Regions from separate parts of the Homo sapiens genome. Here region 2 is linked to region 1. Evidence: chromatin contacts called from ENCODE Hi-C data. All regions are on one chromosome and are shown on one strand. The core of a region is the stretch at or near the end of the contact, and the rest is flanking DNA. Distances in the headings are between cores, read along the strand shown. Region 1 has its middle 170 kb from the start of CARTPT. Region 2 has its middle 63 kb from the start of CARTPT.

Region 1 (7,013 bases), core at 1,303-3,802:
TGCTTTCCACAGATAGCTTGTAGAACTTTGCTTAGCACAGGGGCTTTGGAACCATTTTGCATGGTTCCACTTTCACTCTGGGAAGATGGGGAGTTGAGGAAGGAGTTTGGACAGAAGACTTATTTAACTCCAGTTTCATCTTGGTTTCAATTATCTACATACTCATTCATATCCACCCATCCATCATGCTTTCCCATTCATTCTTCCACTGAGCATCTTCTATATACCAAGTTTCACAGCAGTATGAGGGTTTGCAAGCACAGAGATGAAAAAGAGAGTTTATGCCCATGAGGACCTTGAAGTCCAATAATGTGGTCTTATAGAGCAGAGTGTTAGATGCTATGAGAAAGGAATGCACGAGAAGGATGAGAGCCCAGAGGACAGCCCCTCTTCTAGGACTGAAGGTCGAGGGAAGTCTTCCTACAGGAGATGAGACTGAACTGAATCCTGAAGGATAAAGGCGGTCAGAGAAGGCTTTACAAGTAGAAGAAACAGCAAGTACAGAGATATATTGGGGTGGAGAGTTTGGCATGGTATGGGAACTGCAACCTGTTTTAGTACAGTCAGAGCATAGCATGCAGGATGGAGGTGGAGGGTGAAAAAAAATGATGCCAGAAAGGTGGGCAGGGGTAGGATCGTCAAAAGTCCTAGGAGCCATGGTAATGAGTTTGAACCAAGGGGAAATCCTCTAAGATAATTTAGAGCAGGAGAGTGATGAACAGATTTGTAGTTTTTGAAAGCTTCTTCCAGCTTCAGGGTGGAGGCTGGACTGAAGGAGGTCAGACTCACTGAGGGAAATGGGATCAGTCGGTGGCTGTCGCAGTGATGGTAGGACACAATGACGAAGCCCCAGCATTAGGTAGTGGTCGTGAAAGAGAGAAGGAGACAGTTCAAGACATGCCTGAGGAGTGGAATGGACAAGGCTTGTTGCTAGATGGAATGTGGAGGTGAGGGAGAAGGAGGAGGCTTCAGTGTCTGAGTGACAAGGATGTCACTAATTCTTGCATGTAACGTAGGAAAGAGGACAGCCTTGTGGGAGGGTGCCTTGAGTTCAGGCTCACCATCTAAATGTTGGGTGAGATAGAGATTTGAGAGAGCTGAGTGGGAGTGTGGTTGCCCAGGGAGAAAGTAGAGAGTTGAGGAGAGCTGGGCGCGGTGGCTCATGCCTGTAATCCCAGCACTTTGGGAGGCCAAGGCGGGTGGATCACCTGAGGTCAGGAGTTCAAGACCAGCCTGACCAACATGGTGAAATCCCGTCTCTACTAAAAATACAAAAAATTAGCCGGGAGTGGTAGTGCGTGCCTGTAATCCCAGCTACTTGGGAAGCTGAGGCAGGAGAATCTCTTGAACCTGGGAGGCGGAGGTTGCAGTGAGCCGAGATCATGCCATTGCACTCCAGCTTGGGCAACAAGAGCGAAACTCCATCTCAAAAGGAAAAAAAGAAACCAAGAGTTGAGGAGAGGAGAAAGCCGGCACCAAAACCCCAGGGAAACTGTATTTATTGAGAAGCAATGGAAGAGTAATTAAAAAGGAACCAAGGAGGAACAGCCAGAGATGTAGGAGTCCTGGCAGCCTGGGCAGCAGAATTCCCAGGAGTCACATGTTGTGAAAGGATGAGGAAGATGAGTGTGGAAAGGCACCCATTGGATTTAATGACAAAGAAGTTTCTGGCTGTCTTGTAGAAAGCATCTCTGGTGGGGTGAGGAGTGAATGGCATGTGAGGAAGCTGGTGTGGAGGGTGCAGGCGAGCCTACACCCATGGCTGTGAAGAGGGAGAGGTGGCTAGAGAGGAAGATGAGAAGGGCAGGTGACTGGTCTGGGGCTCACAGTGAGTTAATATATTAAATTAATTCATCCACCTAATTAGGTGCCTGTTATGCAGCATGTTGTGCTAGGCACCAGGTAGAAAGAAACTTAAGACATGCATTCCAATGTGTAAAATTCAGTGAGTAAAGCCCCAAAAATGCAGGATCAAGAGACCCACTTTCCTATATTTGCTAAAAAATAATGTGGTATAGTAAAAATGACACAGATTTTGGGTAAAAATAGATCTAGGTTCAAATCTTGACTTTCTTTTTGGCTATGTGATCTTGGGCAAATTATTTAATCTCTCTAAGCCTCAGTTTTCACATCTGTAAAATGGGAATAATAATATCCCCCATATAGATTTCTTGAGAAGATCTGAGATAAGGTCTATTAACTCTGTAAGGGTAAGGGATTTGTCTAAATTACTCAGTATCGTATCCCCAGTACCAAGCATAGCATAATGCCTGGCCCATAGCAGGGATTTAGTAGATATTTGCAGAATGAATGGATGACAGAAGGTATGTGAAGAACCTGGCATAGAGGAGGTGCTCTGTAAAGGGTAGCCATTCTTCCTCACTGCTCTGGGACCTGTGAGGATCTGTCACTGGATGCGTGAGGATGAGATAATGAATTACCAGGCAAAATGCTAAAGCCTCTGGTTGGCAATGAGACGTAGGGTGGATATCCTGTTCTGAATACTTGGCTCATGATGGGCGTGAATGGATAAGGGAAGCAGCTCGTGCCTGGCCAGAGGCAGGCCATCAACAGTCCTGTGCAGTACAGGGAGGCTGAGGGGAAGGAATGTTAGGCATGTGCTGACTTACATGTGACCTCAAGTGAGAGGGACAGGCTGTTCCAGTCATCTCATCTAGGTGAGCAGCTTCTAGCTCTCAGGCCTGTGACTCTCAGTGGCCTGGGTCAGCTCAAAGGTTCCTGCCTGTCCACAGGTGCTGGCCTTTTCTGGCTACTCTTCCCTGTTCACAATTTAGATGCTCAAGGCAGCAGAAAAGATAACAGCCAAAAGTGGAGGCAATTTACCTCTTTGTTAATTCCTGCCTGAATGAAAACAAAAAAATTGTTGTGTGTGTTTTCTCCCTGGAAATGTCATACCTCCTCAATATTTAAAAAAGTCCTAGGACAGCAAAAAGAAAAAAAATCACCAAATTGGTGTGGTTTCAGGGTCATGTTTTTCTTTTTTTCTACCTGGTTTTTAATATACTCTCTGCCTAGTTTCTTTTCTTTTTGGACTTGAGGAAGGCCAGAGCTGCTTTTCCTGGAAGAATGATGCTCCGTGACTGGCAAAACCAGTGAGAGAGACACTTCGGCACATTAAGAAGCCAGAGGCTCATTAGTGTCTATTTACTACCTTGTAGAATGCTCTCGAAGAAGAACCTGAGACTGTCATCTCCTGGAATGGGGCTCCCCAGAGCTTCCTCACTCAGGATGTGCATAATGAATGTAGCAGCCTGGGCAGGGGGAGGGCGTCACATGCTGGGCCTGTGGTCCCAGGGGCAGCCTCATCTTTCCCTGGCTCCTTCAAAAGCAAGGCATTATGGGCAGGGAGGGATGATTTATGATCTCCTCTCTTTGGGCTCAGCGTGGATGCTGTGGGAGGAAGGAGGCTGCTCTGCCCAGGGGCAGGAGCAGAGCACCCACACACCATGCAGAGGATCACTGGACACATCTCACATAGTCAGGGTTGGAGAAGAACTCATGATCACCTGATCAGCCTCTCAAGTCTACAGAGGCAGAAAATGAGGCACAGGGAGAAAATGGGGCTGGATGAAGGCCCACTCTTAGCCCATGCCAGAGCAGAGGAACATCCATTCATGCCTAATCCAATGCACTGTGCTGATTCACCTCTCTCAGTGGTGAATTTTCCCATCTGGAAAACTAGGCTGATATTGTAGATCCTAGCTTACAAAAACATTCTCAACTGGAATGTGAAAGAATACACAATTGGGAGTCAGAAGACATTGGTTTGGGTCCTAACCCTGTGGGATCTTGGGCAAGGCACTTTGCCTATTTGAGTCTCAGTTTACCTTCTGTAACATGAGGTGAATTATCAACAATAATAGCTAATATTCTTGAACCCTCACTGTGGGCCAGGCAATGTGCTAAGTGTTAGGGTTATTTCAATTATTCTTCTTAATAACCTTAAGAGGGAGGTACTATTATTCCTATTTTAAAGATGAGGAAACTGAGGTTGAGTTTAATTAGCTTGAGTAAGGTCTCAAAGCTAGGTGATAGTATTTATCGCACAAGGTTTATGTAAGAGTTGCATAAGCTGCTTATGAATGTGTTTTTCGATTATGAAATACACATGCAAACAATTTTCCATGTAAAAGTATTTTGAATTTTTTTGAGAAAAAGTCCTGAATGCCAAGTCATCACTGTTTGATCTTATTTGCCAAATGTTCTTTGAATTGCTGCTGAGTGTGAAGAACCATGTCAAGTGCTGGAGAGGAGGGCATGCTGCAACCCCCACTCTCATGGAGGTTACAGGTCAGCAGCTAACGCAGCCATCCAGGTAAAAATGACAAGTGGGATGTGAACCCAGGAGTGGGAATGGATGGTGGGTAAGGGAATGAGCTTTGTCTGGAACAGTGGTTTCTAACCCTGGCCAATCCCAGAGATTCTGATTTACCAGGGAAGGGAAGGAGCCCAGACATCATTGTTTTTTAAAGCCCTCTGGGATTGGAATGGGCCACCACAATTCAGACCTGCTGATCCAGATGATGAAGACATCTCCCTGAGGAAGTAACATTTAAGCTAGGGGCTGCTGGAGTTTGAAGATGGTTCATTCTAACTGCAGCTGACAGCTTTGCCAGGTAGATGTTTCTCTCTTCTGACAGGGAGGGCTGGAGACCACAGTCAGGAGGGACCCCCAGGTGAGCTGCACTTCCTGAGAGAAACTCAGCCAGACGGCAAGGCTGCCCACCCCACCCTCCACATTCACTGCCCCACATCGGTGGAGAGAAGTGGTTTCCTCTGGAGCTGATAGCTCCACCTGTCGCCTCTGTGCAGCCAGCTGCTACTGAGTAGGGGCTGGGTGAGGAGTAGATCCAGGATTCTTGGAGGTGTGACTTTGAAGACTGGTTTCTCCCTTCACCCATCAGGCTGCCAATGGGGGCTGCTCCCCAGACAGGCTGCATCCATGGTGCCCCTTCATGTCACACAGCCAGGCCTGGGAGATGCAACGTCAAAAAACACATTCAGAGACAGTGCATACAATTCTTACAAAGACTCTATCAGCTAGCAGTGAGACCTCGGGCCAGTTGATTAAACTCTGAGCCTCAGTTTCTTCACCTATAAAATGAGGATAATAGTGGTAGTGTTTTATGAAAACAACCATAAAGTTGTTTTTATGAAAGAGTAGCCAGGACAGAGGAAGCCCCTTTGATGCTGGCACATGGGGTGAAGGCTCATGCCCCCCTCAAGTCAGCTCTGCCAGGTCAGCTGTATCATGCATTCAGTAAATGAAGTCACACCTAGGCCAGGTGAAAGGATGTACCCTTAGCACGTTAGCCAAGAGGCCTTGCTAGTTCTGAGCCCCCAAATGAGGAACACCAGTGTTGGTTGGAGGCAGTCCTGCTCTAGGGAGGGGGCTGCTCTTGGAGCAGAAATGGAGACGGACTGCTTGCCCCAGTGTCAAACAAGAAGATGGAGTTGAACATGACCACCCATTCTCCCCACATTTACCAAGCAGAGAAGCTTCCATCTCCACACGTGCAGTGGAAGTACAAGGTGAAGAGAATCTAGAATCTCCCCTACTGAGGAGGTTTCCTCTATCCAGACACACAGCACGAGTGGGGAAGAAGCATTGCAACCTCTACCCCCACCCTGCCACCATCTTGCACATGAAACCCTGGAGTTTTAGAACTGAAGGTACTTTAAAGATCATCTAGACCAACCCACTCATTTACAGAAGAGGAAATAGACTCAGAGAGGGAGAATGACTTGATGAAGGGGAAGAGCTGAGACTCAAACAGGGTCTCCTGGCTCCTGGACCTGTGTCTGTTTCATGTCTGGGGTGGAGCTGGCAGGGCTTTTTCCAGGTCATGCTCTAGCGGCATGAACATCTCCAGCCAGGCCCATCCCTATCAGCATTGCATGTAGGGATGGCACTCAGCCTTGCCAGTCCTTTCTTTAGTTAAATGTTTCATGGATGAATGAGATGAGATATATCTGGGTGACATCTCTTCTGTTTAATTGTAATATTATAACTGTTTATCAATATATAACCTTTAATATGCATCTATCAAACAAATGTCTATTCTTTAACATGTACTTGTCCTTGTGTTTCATGCATAATGAAACCAAATGGAAGAAACAGCCCTACATTATCACCTTCTTCCTGGATCTGCTGTCTTCCCATCTCGATTCTGCCTTTACAACTTGGCCTTTGCCTTTAACAACACATCTAGGACAATGCCACTCCCAAATTGGCTCAGCTCACAGCAGTGCTACTACCTGCCTTATTCTGGCCATGTGGGAGTGTTTCTAATCATAACATGGCAGAACTGGAATGGCTCTTACAGATTATCTGGTCCAGTGGATTTCAAGATCCTCATTTCCTTAGTGAAACTCTCTTATAAAACACAATCTTATGTGAAATTCTAAAGGTGGAGCTCTTGGGAGGCAGCAGGGGGTCCAGGGCCAGAGGCTGTCCCACTTGGCTTTCCTTTTGCCCTGTTCTTTTCCATCTTCTAGCCCTCTAAGATAAGGTGCCCATGTTGCAGATGAGCAAAGTGAGTTCCAGAAAATGAAGTCACATGGTTGGTGAGCCTAGATTCTAGAGTCTGATAACAAGTTGCTTATAAAAAAATAAGTCGTGCTTTTCAGTTTTCATTTGTGAAAATTCTGATATTTTTGGCATTAAATAAATGAGTAAAACTGAGCCTTTAATTATAGAGTTAGTCTTTTAATTAGTTTGTCAAACATTTGTTAAGCACATGATCTTTCCAGTTGCATTAAAAATTCATGATTTGAATGTAGATACAATAAAAATTGGCCTTTGGTGCTAATGAAAATCAGAGAGTGCCTATAATTAAGATTAAATTCCATTGTAAGTATGAACCCTCCCAAGTAATTGTGGCTTAAACAAAATGGTACTACATGTCTGTGATGGTTAATACTGAGTGTCAACTTGATTGGATTGAAGGATACAAAGTATTAATCCTGGGTGTGTCTGTGAGGGTGTTGCC
Region 2 (7,038 bases), core at 3,185-5,684, 110 kb before region 1:
CACAATGCACTTGCAATTATATAAAGCATTCTGTGTGTGCTATGTATTATAATTGTTGTTAATTTGAGATAACTGAAAATAGGAATTGCATAGACAGTAAATATTTTACGTTTTCTCTTTGACTGAAAGTAGGTGACACTTCCTGTGGCTGCCATTTCAACAGTCCCCACTGTATGGCAGAAGCAGCCTGCTCAATCCGCTAGTATCCACAGCAATCAATATGGCATTCTTTCCTTTTCTAGGAGCCAGAAAGCCTGTGATTATGTGCATTATGTGATGGAAGAAAGGATGGTATTTAGAGTAAGTCCCTCAAGATACAGCATTGTATAGTCACAGTGATATTGACGCATGTATCATAATGCATATATCCTTCTATTTTCCTTTTTACCCCCAAATAAGTACATTCTTCTATCTCTACAGACAACTGTGTTGCACAAGTAACCTTCTTATATCAAATCCACTAGAACATGAGCCAAGATATTGTCAGATATTAAATAATAGGAGAAACATCATCATTCAGAGATGCTGCTAACTACCACTTAGGTAAACAGAAATGTCAGTTTGTGAATGCTTTTCGTATTCACTGCAACATTACTTTCTAAGGCGTGCGACACTGAAGGAATGTACTCACACTTATGTAAAGCTATGAAGCTGCCATATTGTGCACGCTATTCTCATGTATGCCTGCTGATGTTCAGAGATGGCTAAGATGCAGAATATTTCCAACTTGTATTGGCAACTCAACCCATAGTTGAAATGGCTTGGGCTTTCCTAAGATAAACAACTGTGGAATCGGGCCTGGCATTAGGGTCTTTATTTAAGAAGACACCCAGATCTGCTTTAGGAGCCCTCTGCTTCACATTTTCCTTCCAATGGTGAGCCATGATCTTTGAAATCCCAAATATTAGCAATGACTTAAGATCTTTCTGGAGAGAAGAGTGCTTTAACTGGGTTAAGTTTAGTTATCAACTTAATGCTTTTCAACTAGAAAAAGTTGCGTTTTTCCAGTCATAGGGACACAGTAGAGTGTGCTAGGTGTGTGGCAAAGCACAGGATAATGTATGTGACATATTTTCTTGGTGGGTCATATTTGGTCATTGAGTAATGTAACACATTGCTGTTAAGTTCTTACAAATAGACCTGGAATAGAATGCAACATTCACATGAATTTTATGACAAAATGTGAATCTTCAATTAAGTTTCCTGCTTGCAACAGACTGCTTCTTACCTTACAACTTCCAGATGCTCTGGGGCCACAATTTTCTCTCTTCTACCTTAGTAGACTTCTAGGAAATTTGGGAAGTGCCAAGTTAGCTTGGATTTATTTTACATTAGCAACTACCTGTAATCTACAGTACAGATAACAGTGGCAATGAAACAAGGAGGAATAAGTTTCAAATGGCAGGTTGGTATTTAGGAGGACAGGGCCTTGCATGGCCCTAACAGGGCACCATATTGAGAGTCTTGGGCCAGAAGAGAGACAGCATAAGGGACTGGCTGCCTAAAGAGGTCAGTTGCACCACGTATTTCCCAATTTGCTCATGAAATGCTTGGGACTCTCTTTGGTCTCTGAACCTCTAACTCTGGTATTTTTCTGCTTGCTTTGGTTACCTCCCTAATTAAGTGACTCTCTAACTGCAAAGGAGCCCATACCATGTTAAATGTGAATACTTAGCATTTGTATTCCTCCAGTCTAGGTCCTACTTATTTAGGATGGTCCTGCTCAAGTCTCAAGGCCTAGATTCGGAGAGAGTTAGAGATACTCTGGCACACGCACTTTTTTTTTTTTTTTTTTTAAGACACATTCTCACTTTGTCACCCAGGCTGGAGTGCAGTTGTGCAATCTCATTTCACTGCAGCCTCAACCTCCTGGGCTAAAGTGATTCTCCCACCTCAGCCCCCCAAGTAGCTGGGACTACAGGCACTTACCACTATGCCCAGCTATTTTTTTTTTTTTTTTGTATTTTTTGTAGAGATGAGGTTTTGCCATGTTGCCCGGGCTGGTCTCAAACTGAGCTCAAGTGATCCACCAGCCTCGGCCTCCCAATGTGCTGAGATTACAGGCATGAGCCACCACGCCCTGCCTGGCACACACTCTAAAGCCTTCAGGGGCTTCCTAACTGAGCTCCTTCCCATGGCCTGCCAGGCCCTCCATGCTCTGGCTCCTGGGTGCTCCTCATTTCCTGCCACTCCCCAACACTCCTGGTGACCCAGCCACACTGGTCTCCTTGCTGCTCATCGGACACATTGCGTCGTTCCTATCTCAGGGCCTTTTCCTCCCTGCTGCTTCTTCCAGGAATGCTCTTCCCACAGCTTTGAGTTTGGGTTGCTCCCTCACTTCATCCACACCCCTACTCTAATGTTATTTCATCAAAGAGATCTCCCTAGCCTCCCTTTCTGGCACCCCACTGCAACTCACTATCCTTTTACCCTGACTTACTTTTATTTGTAGCCTGTATCACTACCTACCATGTAACTTATCTATTTATCTGTTTATCATCTGCCTTCCCCTTCTTCCCCACCACACTATAAAATCCATTAGGACAAAATCATTGTCTTGTTCAACACTGTATCACCAGGACCACAGAGTGCCTGAATTATGGTCAGTGCTCAAAAGGGATTTGTTATCAACTGCGCTCTGTCATTTTACACATCAGATACTGAGGTCAGGCAAGGTATAAAGAGAGCAGGGGCAGGAGCAGTGGCTTCCCCTCTGACTGCTCCCACCATGCCAACCATTTCTATTTCTGAGCATGAGTAGAACTCACTACCCATACCCGGCCGCCCCATACCTGACTGTGTACTGCCTTGTCCTGGTCTCGAATCACTACAAATCACGCTTGGCAAGTTTGTATCGAAAGCAATGTTTGCTTTAGTGGGATCTGGCAAACCCAGGGTCCCCAAAGACCACTAAGCAGTCACCAGCACTGAGTTTTAGAAATGGCTGGCTTGTTTTATTACCAGTTAATAGCATTTGTATTTGTGCTTTTGCAAATAACCATGAGAAATCAGTCATCAGGCATGAATGATATGAGAAAATTAAGGACAAGGTCCTAAAAAATGGGCTGGGGATGAGGACTACGGTTCAGTAACTGGATCAAGCGTGTGAAGACTCAGGGGAAAGAATTTACATGGGGTATATGCTGTTCAAGAAGGACTAAAATTCGGGGCCAGATGCTACTGCATCTCCTCCTCCCCCACCACACACACACATTCGAAGGGCTATGGAGGGCACCTTTTTTCTTTAGGGAAAATTATCCCATTTCATTCATCCTACAAACATGAGGAGTGGCTGTGTTTTCAGAAGTGCCAATGAAAATCCCAAGTCCTGGGTCTCTGAGAGATACTTTCTTATGTGGTTAAGAAGAATCAGGATGCATAAACTTGAATCCTTTCTCTACCATTTATTTGCTCTAAGATCTTGGGCAAGTTATGTAAAGTTCTCTCTGTTTTCTATCTGTTAAATGGAAATAAAAATGATACCAGTTGTATGGGTTGTTGTTGAGATTAAATAAAGAACTGCTGGTAAAGTGCTTTTTACATTATCTGCCAAGCAGAAAGGGCTCAATGCATTTTAAATAAGTAAATATATATCCCTGAGTAAAGCAGGGAGGAACCAGCCCAGCCAATGGCTTCCCTGTTTTCAAAACCACCCTGCTTGTCCTTCCAGAGGAATAAGACCAAATTCCTGGGGATTTTGGTTCACTCCTTGGTCAGCAACCCTGCAGATTTATTTTTTCTAGTCATTTCAGGCTCTGTGTCTAATGATGCCAAGTTACCTGGCTTTATGGTGAGTATGAAGCTGAACGCTAACTGCGGAAACTCCCCGGGCCAGGCAAAGCCTTGGAAAGTGAAAGTGGCTGTGAAGGCAAAGGTGCCACCTGGTCTTTCCCTAGGGAGAGCAAGACCCCAAACTGATCCTTATCATGAGATTCTGGGTACTGAGGTGAACTTGGGCTTGCAGCTTTGCAGTGAGTTTGGAGCCCACCTCTTTGAAGGCAGATTTCATGCATGCTTTCTTTGTGTAAAGTATTTTGAGAAAGTAGATGTATTTGAAGATGTTAATTTGGGCAGAGGACTATCCTCAGGTAATGCTGGGTGCACTTGTGGGAGTGGGGCCAAGCACCAGCTACTGCAGATAAATGTGCTGGCTCTGATCTCTGGTACCTCTGTTGAGTGACAAGCTCTTACAGAAACAAAGGAAGTGGCGGTATAGCAGGGACAGTCCCTTGTGGGGACTGTAAATGGCTGAGACTGCTACCATCTGCTCTTCTCGATTCAAATATTTAACAGGAGGTTGAAAACACAGAAGTTCCCATGAAATTACCAGTTTTTTTCCCCCGAACTTAATTTCTGTCAAGGAGAGGGAGGGGTCCCTTGTGTTAAACGTCTGCTTTTCAGTTTTCGAGACTGCCAGGAGATGGCGCCAGGGCTTGGTTCTTAATGGGTTCCTTGGCGCACCAAAGAAAAGACATGCTCGGCGTGGGGATGGAGGCCTCCGTCTCGGCGTTTCCATGTAACTCGTTTCTCAGGATATCTGAACAGAAACCCTGGCCTTGACATTCCTTGGGTTAAATGGGCTTCTTTTTTCATCTGGCCGGGAATTGAGTTTCTGGTCATGGCGCGCTACATTTTCAGTCATCGATTCTCCTCAGAGGGTCGCACGACTGATGTTGTCTCTGGACATATGCTAATAAGAAACCAGAGAGAGCTTGGAGAGGGATTTTGAATGCATTAGAACTTTCCAGCGTGTTGCATAAAAAATAGAAAGTAGAGGTCATGTTATTTGGGAAATAGTAGACGTGTTGTATCATACCGTTTTTTTTTTTCTTCTTTTCAGACCCTTTTCACTGATCTGTTGCTCTTAGCCCAGAAAACGGTATAGCTGATGCCAGAAATTACAGCACGTTCTGCTAGGAAGTGTTTACACTTCAGGGCTGAACTCCTAGCACGATTAATAAACATCACCACCACAACATAAGAACGACTGAGCATGTGGTACCTATCCGCTCATTTAACCCTTACAGTAATCTGGGATATGTCCTTTATGATGTACTTTTTTCAGGCTAGAAAACTGAAGCTTAGGTTCAATAATTTGCCTAAAGTCATTCAACGTGTGATCAGAAGAGTAGAGATTGAAACTCAGACCATCTGACTCCAGGCCCACAAGGTTGTCCCCGGCACCCTACTAGAACAGCAATTTTGGGGGTAACGGGGCACCCCGGAGGCAGTGCTCAGTGGTTCCAGGTAGCTTGGTGTGCAGAGAGGCACCCAGGTATAGAGATGTGGTAGTCGTTTAGTGTTCACTGTGTCATGTGAGCGCTGTGTCATGTCCTGTGGCTTCTCTCAACACCGTGTGCAGAATCCAAACTTCCCCAGGCCTGCAAGCTCTGAGCTCTGTTCCCCTCTCCTATCCTGCTTGGTCACCCTCCAGGCATCTTTCTCCTTCCAGAACTTGCCAAGCCCATTTCTGCCTCAGGCTCTTTGCACCTGAGCTCTCTTCCCTTAACTCCTCACTGGCTGGCTCTTTTTCCTCAGGGCTCAGCGCAGACAGCCCTTTCTCACCCCATGATGTAAGGAGGCTCCCTCTGCCTCAAGGCCTCCTGACTCCTCACTCTGTTTTATTCCTTTATCGCACTTGTAATGATCTCTAAGTATCTTGTTTGCCTGGGTATCGTCTGTTTTTCTCTCATTGGAATGTAAACTCCATGAGGAGGGGATTGGACAGTCTGGTTCATTGCTGTATTCCTGGAACCTAGAACATGCCAGAAACAAAGGAGGTGCTTAATAAACATTTATTGAATAAATATGATGGGGGAATGTGATAAAAGCAGCAGGAGTTGTGGTCCCACCTGTCAGGAGGCTCACAGGACAACGAGAGAGCCCAGGTTGGCATGAAACAACTGAAGATCAATCATGGCAAGGGTGGTAGTGGCCCAGAATAGTGGTCACAAAAACAGATTCTGGGGCTTACCCACCTTGGGAGGCTGAGGCAGAAAGACGGTTTAAGCCCAGGAGTTTGAGAACAACCTGGGCAACAAAGTGAGACCCTGTCTCTACAAAAAAATAAAAAAAATTATCCTGGTATGGTGGTGTGACCCTGTAGTCCTAGCTACCTGGGAGGCTGAGGTGGGAGGATTGATTGAGCCCAGGAGGTCGAGGTTGCTGTGAGTTGTGATTGTACCACTGTACTCAAGCCTAGGTAACAGAGTAAGATCTTGTCTCTAAAATAAAATAAAATAAAAATAGATAAATCCTGACTCCAGTACTCACTGGCTGTGTGATCTTGGCCAAGTTATTTAGCTCTTTCATGCCTCAATTTTCTCATCAGTAAGTTGAAGATAATAATATTAGTAATATTAATACCCACTCATGGAATTGTTTAAGGATTAAATGAGATATATATGAGTGCTTGGAATGGTGACTGGCACATAGTGCTCTATAAATATTTTTTAAGTAAATAAAGGTATAATTAAGCAGAAACCTATGGCTTTAGAAATTCAGAAAAATGAAAATGCCAGTGTTGGGGAAAGCCCTGTTTCTTGGAGGTGGTTGGATTTGGATTGAGGAAGACAGGGAGTCTGAGGGGATATTTGCACTTGCTCTGGTGCCTCATTTCTATGTAAATATCTATTCAAGAAATATTTGTTTATTGATTTATTTTTGTTCAATAAATATTTATTGAGCATTTATTATGTGTCAGTGCCTAGGATGCAGCAATAAAATTGTAAACAGTACAAAATGAATTTCATTGATTTAAAAAAATTTTTTTTCTTTTTTTTGAGGAAGATGCTCTTTTTTCTCATTTCTTGAATTGGATTCTTGACTTGTATACTTTCAGGAAATATTTATTAAGCATGAGCAAAAAATGGTTAGTAAATCATCCCTCCCAGCCCCACCCCCAAAGTATGCTAAGAATTTATTATATATAATGGGAGTTTTTTAAAAAAACGTTAGTATTGTTTGGACTTAACATACAGAATGATGCTCTAGAAAACCATAGCCTCTCTTCTTCCTCCAGCTACAGTCTTTCCTGTC

Evidence for each region. Hi-C counts contacts between places; a loop is a spot of excess contacts on that map. Pooled maps may share reads with other maps.
Region 2: a loop to region 1 is called in a map of left cardiac atrium, with 2.3 times the contacts of the local background. The contact joins two enhancer-like sites. A Hi-C loop is called at or near these places in 3 of 168 maps with a recorded cell type or tissue (Panc1, ascending aorta and left cardiac atrium) and 6 of 50 pooled maps.

Annotation. Positions count from the first base shown.
Region 1 is chr5:71,889,504-71,896,516 of GRCh38, forward strand. No RefSeq gene overlaps it. Among named protein-coding and RNA genes, the nearest start is that of CARTPT, 170 kb to the left of the region's middle. Within about 2 kb of position 2,553, at least 3 of the 41 ENCODE cell types and tissues checked have a DNase peak (open chromatin) inside an H3K27ac peak, as active enhancers do.
Region 2 is chr5:71,778,682-71,785,719 of GRCh38, forward strand. No RefSeq gene overlaps it. Among named protein-coding and RNA genes, the nearest start is that of CARTPT, 63 kb to the left of the region's middle. RefSeq lists an enhancer at 61-355. Within about 2 kb of position 4,435, at least 10 of the 41 ENCODE cell types and tissues checked have a DNase peak (open chromatin) inside an H3K27ac peak, as active enhancers do.